Linked DNA regions of Homo sapiens: region 1 is linked to region 2. A link is a contact called in ENCODE Hi-C or POLR2A ChIA-PET data. All regions are on one chromosome and are shown on one strand. The core of a region is the stretch at or near the end of the contact, and the rest is flanking DNA. Distances in the headings are between cores, read along the strand shown.

What was found. Hi-C counts contacts between places; a loop is a spot of excess contacts on that map. ChIA-PET counts read pairs that join two places held with the same protein, here RNA polymerase II (POLR2A). Pooled maps may share reads with other maps.
Region 1: a loop to region 2 is called in a map of ascending aorta, with 3 times the contacts of the local background. The contact joins the enhancer-like site here to the promoter of LINC02521 in region 2. A Hi-C loop is called at or near these places in 1 of 168 maps with a recorded cell type or tissue (ascending aorta) and 7 of 50 pooled maps. POLR2A ChIA-PET finds 5 or more read pairs at or near these places in 1 of 52 experiments (activated CD8-positive, alpha-beta memory T cell).

What each region holds. Positions count from the first base shown.
Region 1 is chr6:2,164,373-2,169,167 of GRCh38, reverse strand. All of the region lies in intron 1 of GMDS (GDP-mannose 4,6-dehydratase), which reads left to right. Among named protein-coding and RNA genes, the nearest start is that of GMDS, 79 kb to the left of the region's middle. Within about 2 kb of position 2,332, at least 3 of the 41 ENCODE cell types and tissues checked have a DNase peak (open chromatin) inside an H3K27ac peak, as active enhancers do; they include ascending aorta, where a contact is called at or near this core.
Region 2 is chr6:2,632,957-2,637,679 of GRCh38, reverse strand. It overlaps LINC02521 (long intergenic non-protein coding RNA 2521), which reads right to left and starts at 3,180. Exons shown (of 3, transcript NR_149119.1): 1 at 2,925-3,180; 2 at 225-743. It overlaps LINC01600 (long intergenic non-protein coding RNA 1600), which reads left to right and starts at 3,077. Exons shown (of 3, transcript NR_131168.1): 1 at 3,077-3,115; 2 at 3,888-4,075.

The DNA.
Region 1 (4,795 bases), core at 1,083-3,582, 470 kb after region 2:
TCATGTTGGGTGAATTTAACACCTTCTGATGTTTAAGGTTATCCTAGATACTAAGAATGTGGGAGAATTTTAGTTTTTTTTCCCTCTGGAAAGATGACTGTGGAGTCTAAAATAAAGTCTACAAATTCTCTCTGAATCCTAGTATCTTTATTCAAGTGTTCTTTCTACCTATGACTTTAAACTTTCAGTATTTACATGATACGGTCTTGGTTATATAATCATATCTTGTCAGTGTAATATATCCAGATAGAATTTTAAATACCAGTGGAGTTTTTTGTTCTTTGTTGGCTGTAAGGACTTAGAAATACATCAAAATTGAGAGCAGACTTTTTTATTCTAAATATTCAGAAGTGGAGTTCCTTTTAATAATTTTGACCTTGCTTACAATACTTGTATTAAATTTATGTTTAGAAACAGAGTCCTTATTTGGCATCTACTTTGCCCCATTTTAAGAGTTTCTTTTAAAAGAAGCAGTTGATGTGTTCTGACTGGTATTTGAAGAATTTAACTGATTCATTTAACTTCAGAAAGTACAGCAAAGAAAAGAAAAAGCATAGTAGAAATCTAAATTTGTGGTTTATGAAATGGAAGCATAGTTAGGGTCTTTTCTACAGTGTATCCTCTCTCAATGTATAAATACACTGTCTTAGTTATTTAATATTGATTTGTGGTGATGTAGGCTAAAGGCTGCCATCTGACATTCATATCATGTAAGATTTTCTTGCCTCACATTCTGAGGCCCACATTTTGTTTGTAGGGAAGTGACCTTTTGCTTTGCTCCTTGTTTCTTCTACTCATGGATCTCAGGCCTTAAAGTGGTGCGCATGAAGCTGTCCGGTATCAAGGTAGTTTTGGTTTTGGATGCTGTTGTTGGTAAAGAACAAGCTTCACGCTCACCCTTCCCTGCAGTTTGCAGACCCTCAGAGAGCTAAGGAGGGAAATGGAAAGAATTGGAGCATGACTGTTGCTAACACATCTTTCCTTCTGAGGAAGGAAGGGAAAGAGCAGGCAAATGTAGAAACAATAAAGATGGAAGGGGCACCCTTAGAGAAGTTTGTACCTCCTCAGTGTAGGGGCATGAAATGACACCCACAAAGAAGAGCCATGGTATTGTCTTGCTTTCTGCCTCAGTATTGGCTAACTTTCACTTTAAAGGAATTTTTAAAATTGGTAGGACATAATAAATGCTTCAATGAAGGCACCTTAGTCATCCAGCCATTTGTTCGCTTATTTAAGCAGTACTTATTGACTGCCTGCTGTGTGAATCCGGTTGTTTCACTAGGCATTGAAGGTACAAGAGGAATGTTGTTCCCATGGAATTAATACCAGTATATATATACGATTTAGTGGAGTGGGATGTTGCCGAAATGGAAGTCTGTGTAACTTGTGATGGGAGCAAGGAGGTAAGAGCAGCCAGAGGAATTATCAGAGGAGGATTGGCTTGGGCTGGGTTTTTTTCAGGCAGGCTAGCTGGGGGCAGGCATTTTAGGAAGAAGCTGCATGTAAAGACAGGAAAGGGCATATTACGTGTGAGGGTGGGGGAAGATGCATGGCAAGAGATTAGGTGGAATCATAAGGGCATCGTATGTCTTCTGGTAGAATTAAGGTTTATGGGGGACCTGTAAAGTTGAAGAGGTTTTGACTCTGATGAGATTTGAATTTTGAAAGATCATTCTGCTAGCTTTTAGATCATTCTGGTAGATGATGTTCTGGTAGACAATGAATTGGAGAGGGAAATGAAACTGCAGGTGTGATGACCAGTAAGGAAACTAGTATACTAGTTGAGATTAGGGATGATGAGGAGCTAGATGAGGCAGTATAGATAAAACAAAGAAAATGGGTGTGGTAAGTATCAAGAAGACAGAATAGATAGAATGTATTGACTAATTGGTGGGTATAGAGGAGACATCTAGGATGACTTTCCCATTTTGCCTTAAGTGACTGGGTGAGTATTAGCACCCATATCTTCCTGGTTAACCAAGTGAAATGCTACGAAAAGTTTAAGGAAGACAAGGTCTGAAAAAATGTCCACTGAATTAGGTATCTAGGAAGTCATTGGTGAATTTACTGAAATGGGAAAGTGTAATGATTCAGTCACAGTTTAAAATTGCTTGGGAGAAACAGTGGCCTTGAAGGTGTCATAGGTTTGCTGGGCAGTTCTGACTATGCAATTGCAATTGAATCATCTATTTGTAGAGGCAACGGTCTTCCCTGGGATTTTCCTTGGCCTATTTCAGCTGCCTGGGATTAGGAACAGAGAATGTAAACAAGATCTTGGCTGATGAGGAAGGAGTGGGATGGCAGAGTTGGGGTTTTGCTCACTAGGTGTGACAGGCTGGCAAGGTGTCAGACTCTTGGAGGAACTGGGAGAACAATTAGCATTGGCCACATTTTTTGCAGGTGAAGAAACTGAGGCCTGCTGATGAGTGATTTATCACAGCAGAAGGAGCATGCTTTTGGAGTAAGATAGCGCCTGACTTGATACTTATTAACTCTGTGACCTGGGAACATTATTTTAAAATCTTTCTTCACATAAATCTTCTTACTCTGCCATTCCAGATGAAGAATCTAAGAGCAGCTATTTGTGGGTGATTGTGAGGAGTAGTATGAATAAGGTTCTAGGGTTCAGAGTCAGATCCGAATTTGAATTTCAGATGTCCTTGTGTAATTTACTTGAACTCTGAGCTTGTTTCTTCATCTGTACAATGAAAATATTCTTACATGCTGTTTTGAAGCCTAAAACTACAAGAGATAATTGTAATATTTTCTTAGTATAGGGACTGGCAAAGAGTAACAGCACAGAAACTGACAGCCATTTATTATGTTGTTATTTTTACTGGGAATCTTTGGGAACAGTTGGGCTTTTCTTTCCCTCAGAATTTGTGTCAGTTACTTTATGGAGTTTCAGTAAGATAAACTGAAGATATTCAGTATAGGAGTGAATTTTCCCAAATTTGTTCTGCCTGATACTCCATATGTTTTTTCTGCATGGGGACCGTCTTCAGTTCTGGCTAGTGTTCTGCGAGTGTTAACGTGAATGCTCACGTTCTCTGTTTTCTTGCTTCTTTTTTGTTTTTCCTGTTGAATGCTTTGCTTGTTGGGTCGCCCAGTCTGTCATCCATTTAGTCTGTTTCCATACTTGTCTTTCATATTTACTGGCTTTTTATCTCTGAGTAACTTCAGATGATTTCTTCTAATATTTGCCTTGATTCTTTTTTTTATCTTTATTTTTTTACCTTTGTCAAGTCTACTGTTCAACCCATCCTTGAGTTCATTTTAATAACTATGTATTTTCCTACGTGGAATGTCTGTGTTTCTTTTTCAGAACTGCCCATTTTTATTTCAAAGTGTTCTCTTGTTGCATTATGAATTTGATTCCTTCCTTTATGTCTCAACTCTATATATTTTAAAGTCCTGTGGAGAATATTCTGTTGTCTAATATATGCTATATGAGCTGACATTATTTTATTTAGCTTTTAACATGAGTTGTCTTCCACAGGATGCAGATTATGAGATAAACATACTATGCTATGTGATGGTTATTTTGTGTGCCAACTGACATTTGGTCAGACATTCTGGGTGTATCTGTGAGGGTGTTTTTGGATGAGGCTAACATTTGTGTTGGTAAACTTGAGTATAACAGATGGCCCTCCCTAATGTGGGTGGGCCCCATCCAATGAGTTGAAAGGCTGAATGGAACAAAAAGGCTGACTCTCCCATGAGTAAGAGGGAATTTCTCCTGCCTGATATCCATGAGCTGGGACATGGGTCTTCTCCTCCCTTTGGACTCAAAGTGAAATACCAGCTGTTCTCAGGTCTCAAAGCTGCTGGCTTTCAGACAGGAACTATACCAAGGCTCTCCTGGCTCTTCAGCGTGTGGACTGCAGATCTTGGGATTGCCAGTTTCTCTCTCATACTGTTTCTATGTCTCTCCACACACTTTATTGGTCCTATTTCTGGAGAATCCTGACTAGTACAGATTTTGGTACTGGGAGTGGTTCTAGAGGAGCAGAGTTTCCAGGATGGGTTTTCTGAATGTGATTCTGGGGTTTCTAGAAGTGGCTCTCTAATCTGATAAGACTAAAATATGCTGATAACTCTTTCCAGTAGTAAGGAGAGCACTGATAGGCCATGGCATGATCTGGCAATAGAGATATACAAGATATCACCATTGGATACTCCTAACCAACCACTTAAAGCAATCAAGGATCTGGGTACTGTGTATATGATATTTTTGAACATTTTTGGTAAACTAACAAATACGGTGAGATTGGCTGGTTGTCACTGGACAAAGTGGGGAAAGAAAAGGATGAGCTCAAGCATTTTATTTTCCAGCTCAAACACCACATAAATGCCCTGAAGGCTTGTATGTGTGCCCTGAAGGAGAACCTTAAGTTGTATTAGTTGCAGGGCTGAAATGGCTAAAAAACCCAGAATCTTATCCTGTGACTGGCTGTATTATGATGCAAATTGAACTCCCAGTCTCATAGGGTGAATACTGTTAAAGGCATTGATTGGGAAGGAAGGGGGTGCCGAAAGTTGGGATGGGGATGTGTGGGAAGATCCTGATGAAGCTGGGGATATCGAACCCTAAATTCTGATGAGTCCTCTTTGCCAGTGGATGTGGCCTCTCCACCCCCAATGGGAGTAGCCTCTCCACCCCTGTTTGAGGGCATTAACCCTGCATTGTCTAAGGAAACTGTAGTGGCTTCCTTGAGGCAGTTGCTTTGTAAGATAATGCTGAGTCTACTCAGGACCCACCTTTACCACGGCTCTGTTTTTAGACCAGTAACTC
Region 2 (4,723 bases), core at 1,931-4,430:
CAAATATTAACCAGCCACACAGCACGAGTGGAAACGCAGGGAGCAGAGCATCAGAAAGAAGGCTGGCTTGAAAGAATCCGCCCTTGAGTATACAAGACACATTGGTCCTGCCAAACACCCCCCACCCCCGCACGCGCACACACACACACACACACACACACACACACACAGAAACACACACACCCAAACGGACATATAACCGTGGCACAGGAACACACACATACCCAAGCTGCCCCTGAGGCTGTGGAGTCCTGCTGCCGCAAGCAAGTTCCTCTGGGAAGAAAGCAGCTCACGGCCACACAGGCAGGCTGGCCCTCGAGGTCACAGCGGGGAGAATCTCTGGGATACTCATTCACATACTGTCTAGGCAGGCCCGAGGCAGGGATCCCACGGCGCCTCCCCAGGGCTTTGCTTGACCTCGGGGATTCAGGGTGTCTTTCCTCTACCGGCTCCCAATCTCCCTCTAGGTGGTGAGGGCTGGCAGGGCCGTTTGTGGGGGGCAGAGCAGAAAGAAGAAGTATAGTAGAGGTTGTGACTCCCTGGGAAGGTGAGGGCTCATGTGAGCCTATACTGAGTAGATACACTGAGTAGATTCTGACTAAGGACGTCCACGAAGTTATGTTCTTTCCTGAGATGCCACAAAAAGTCATCACCAGTCTGTAAAACTCCCAGGCAGAGGGTGTGATCGTCACATTAATCAAAAAGCAGGCAGCTCTACCACCTCGTACTCATCAGGATGGCCTCTGTCAAAAATCCAGAAACAACAACGTTGGGGAGGACGTGGAGAAAGTGGGCCCTTCGGAACCGCGGGTGGGACGGAAAAGCTGTGCGGCCGCGCGGAAATCTGTACAGTGGCTCCTCCAAAAATTAAACGGAATCACCACGTTATCCAGCAATCCTCTTCCGGGTATATATCCAAAGGAATCGAAAGCAGGGTCTCAAGGAGTTACGTGTACACCCGTGTTCACAGAAGTGTTATTCACATTAGGCAGAAGGTGGAAACAACCCAAGCGTCCATGGATCCATGGACAGATCAATGGATAAGCAAGACGTGATGGGTGCGTATGATGGAACGCGACTCACCTTAACAGGGAGGGAAACCCTGACACGCTACAACGTGCATGAGCCTGGGGGACATCCTGCTAAGTGTAGTAATCCTGTGATAAAAAGGATAAACGTTGTGTGAGGTTCCTAGTGGTCAAATTCACAAAGACAGCAACTGGAACGGGGGAGAGAAGATGGGGAGTTGGTGTGTAGTGGGGCCAGAGTTTCCATCTAGGAAGAGGAGAAAGTCCCGGAGATGGATGACGGTGATGGTTGCATAGTAATGTGAATGTACTTAATGCCATTGAACTGCACACTTAAAAAAGGTTAAGAGGGTCCATTTTATGTTAGGTGTATCTTAGCAGAACTAAAGCAAAACAGAAGGCAGTGTTAAAAACAGTGGATGACGAGCTCTCAAGGTGGTGGAGGCCATCGCCCACTTCACTTGGGGGACCCCTGCTCTCAGAAGCACACACTTCACGGGGTCACCTGGTGTTCATGCCGGCGACCTTTCTCTCCCTGCCTGTGGCCTGGCCCCAGGTCAGCATTCACCAGGTGGGGAGAGTCTGTGCAGCGCGGCGTGGGCCTTGCACGCTCCTTTTTGTGTTTGTTTGGGTTCTACTTTTCCGGACTGCGACACTTATAACTTCATTAGAAAATATCACTTTCTTCAGACCCACACATTCATTTATTAGGCACTTACGCTCCATAAAATGAAATGCACAGCAAGGCCGCTTTCATGCTTCCTTGAAGTTCTATCAACTTATTTTGGGGGCAGATTTGACCTGTCAGAGCACTTCCTCCGTGGGAGCTCCATATCTAAATATGTGCATATATAGTTTTCTACTTTACTGACGGTAGCTTTCATAAAGCCGCTTGAAGTACTTACTAAAAATCCATCTTAAGACTCTTTCTGCATTTTGGGAGGCCGAGGCGGGTGGATCACCTGAGGTCAGGAGTTTGAGACCAGCCTGGCCAACATGGTGAAACCCGGTCTCTACTAAAAAATACAAAAAATAGTCGGGCATGGTGGCGGGTGCCTGTAATCCCAGCTCCGTACTCCAGAGGCTGAGGCAGAAGAATCGCTTGAACCCAGGAAGCAGAGGTTGCAGTGAGCCAAGGTCGCGCCATTGCACTCCAGCCTGGGTAACAAGAGTGAAACTCTGTCTCAAAAAAAAAAAAAAAAATCTTCCCCACACATAATGTGGCAGGACAGGAAACACTAGGATTCCTCCAGTTTATGGGGAGATTGGGAGAGCTGAGGCTTCACAATGACACAGCCGGGTATGGAAAACACCAAAAGAAATATGCCTTTTTGGATGACAATACTCCACCCCAATTTCCAAGTATGCTACAACTTTTCCTCAGCCTCGATGGGAGGTATTTACAGTGAGTGGTAGAAGCTTTACTGCAATGCCCTGGTAGACACAGGCTCCACCAGGCTTGGCTTCTACACTCTCACTGGGTCTATGGATGAGCACAGAAGCCAGGTTTCTGGCTCACAGAGAACCTAAGTGCTGAGTTTATATATAAAGTGCACAGTGTGAATAATTAAATATGAAAACGTGTACACACCAAACAGGACATTTTTACTTAATGCCAAAGAAGCACAAACGACCCTTTCTTTTGGGAGTTTCACAAGCATTTCTGCTCAACAGTAATCCCCCAGTGACAGTGATAGTAGTGGTTTCAATATTTTGTTTATAAAAAGCAACATTATAAAATGCCCTGAAAGGTCTTGGCTTCTTTTGTGAGCTCTGAACTATTCAGAAATTCAGCTTGCTATCTGGGGACAACAAATAAATCCCTACTCTAAAAAAATGGGATTCGGGTTTTTCTCCTGTGCTGCTTCCTGGCCTTAACGCTTCCTGGGGACTTACCGTCATTTGCTCAGTTACGGTTTCTATGGGATGAGTGGGGAAGCCGCGTGGTGAGGAAGCCTGGCTCGCACCCGGCCTGCGCTCTCTCGGGCCTGGCCGCATCGGCCACCAGGGGGCAGTGTTGTCATTCGCTGGCGACGCCGCCCCGCCCCGAGCGGATGCCACCCCGTTTCCAGCCTCCGGTGCTCACCGTAAGCTCTGTTATTATTATCTTTTGATTTATAAAGCGCCGTTCCTCAGCAGATTCCCCGCCCCCCAGCTGCTTCCGAGAAAGCTCGCAGAAGCGTTCGTGCGCAGGCGCGGAAGCCCCGCACAGCACGCGGTGGGCCCGGTTCGGGGGGGCGCACGGCCTGGGGCGTCGGGAAGAGGCTGCGGGCAGCGGGGCCTGCGGGCGCGGCGTGGCGGGGCGGGAAAACGGCTCTGTCCCGTGGGGCGCAGGCAGGAACGTGTTCCCATAAAAGACACAGGGAAGACCAACCCTGGGCGTTAGCCATCCAAACCTTCCCTCCCGTGCGAAACCCGCTGCCCTGCGGCCAGGACTGTGAGGGAAGCGATGGGAGGAACCCGGGAGCCCGCGAAGGCCGGGCCCCAGAGTCCGGGCGCCCCTGAGCGGGGCGGAGGGGACAAATAGAACCTTTTTAAGGACAGCTGAAAGAGATTATAAGCGCGGTGTGCTGGGACTTTGGAAAGGGCGCGAGTCATTAGTGGGGGCGAATCAGAGGGGAGTATGTTGACGGGATAATAACAAAAATAAAGAGGCTTGATAAGAAAGACACGGCTTTTGGAGTCAAAGGGAAAATCCGGGACAATGAGGGTTGGCAGGTTCCTGGGACACAAACCAGGAAAAACAGGGCCACACCGGAGCGGCCTGCCTGGCTCCAGCACAGCCGGTGCAGAAGCTAATTTTGTTCCGAGTCCTCCTAGCTCAACAAACATGCCGCCATAGCACCTATTTTCTTTTAGGTAATGCTCACAACAACCTAGCAAAGTGGGGATCATCTTCACCACTGTACAGATGAAGAAATTGAAGGTCAGACATTCAAGGTTATGTGGCCACATGAGAGAAATACCAGAGCTGGGATGAAGACTCAACGGCTCTCAGACACCAGGTTGCTTCTTGAGAGAAGCCGGATGGATGTGCATGCAGGGAGGTGAGCCTCAAAGCAGGTCCAGCTTTCTCCCGTGAGTGTTCCAGTGGCTTAGGGTTAGGGTTAGGGTCCAGAGGAGGAGAGGCGTCCAGAGCTGGGGCCGTCTGCGTTTTGCCTTGCTGTCCCAGAGTGGCAGCGAGGAGTGGCCTGGCCTAGAGGGTCTTTGTCTTATCTTGTGACTTGCTGTTTCTCCTCTGTCTGCAGGAGCTGGGGGAGGTTGGAGAAGCCGCAGCCCAGAAGGGGAGGGAGGACACCATGTCAGAGCTTGCTGGAGCAAGCTTTGGAGGAAGGCCACAGGGGACATTGTCACCAAGGGCCACGGCAGCGTGCACCCTGGGTTAGAGAAAGGGGCAAATTATGGATATGAAAAATGCTTCCCTCAATGAAAAGGACCCTGCTGAGACAGGATGGCTGTGGGCCAAATACCCCTACAGTGCCTGATTCTTTTATCTTATTATTTATTTAAACAAGACCAGCATTTTGCTTTAGATAGAAAATCTCTCTCTGCTACAAAATTGCAAGCCCTGGGAAAAGTCTCCAAGAATGGCTGATGCCACAGTCAAACAATAACATACATGTCGGGGTGAAACAGTGCACAGAGGATGAAAAAAGGGAAAAGCTCGAGGCCCCGGGAGGAAGGAGCTGGGAGGG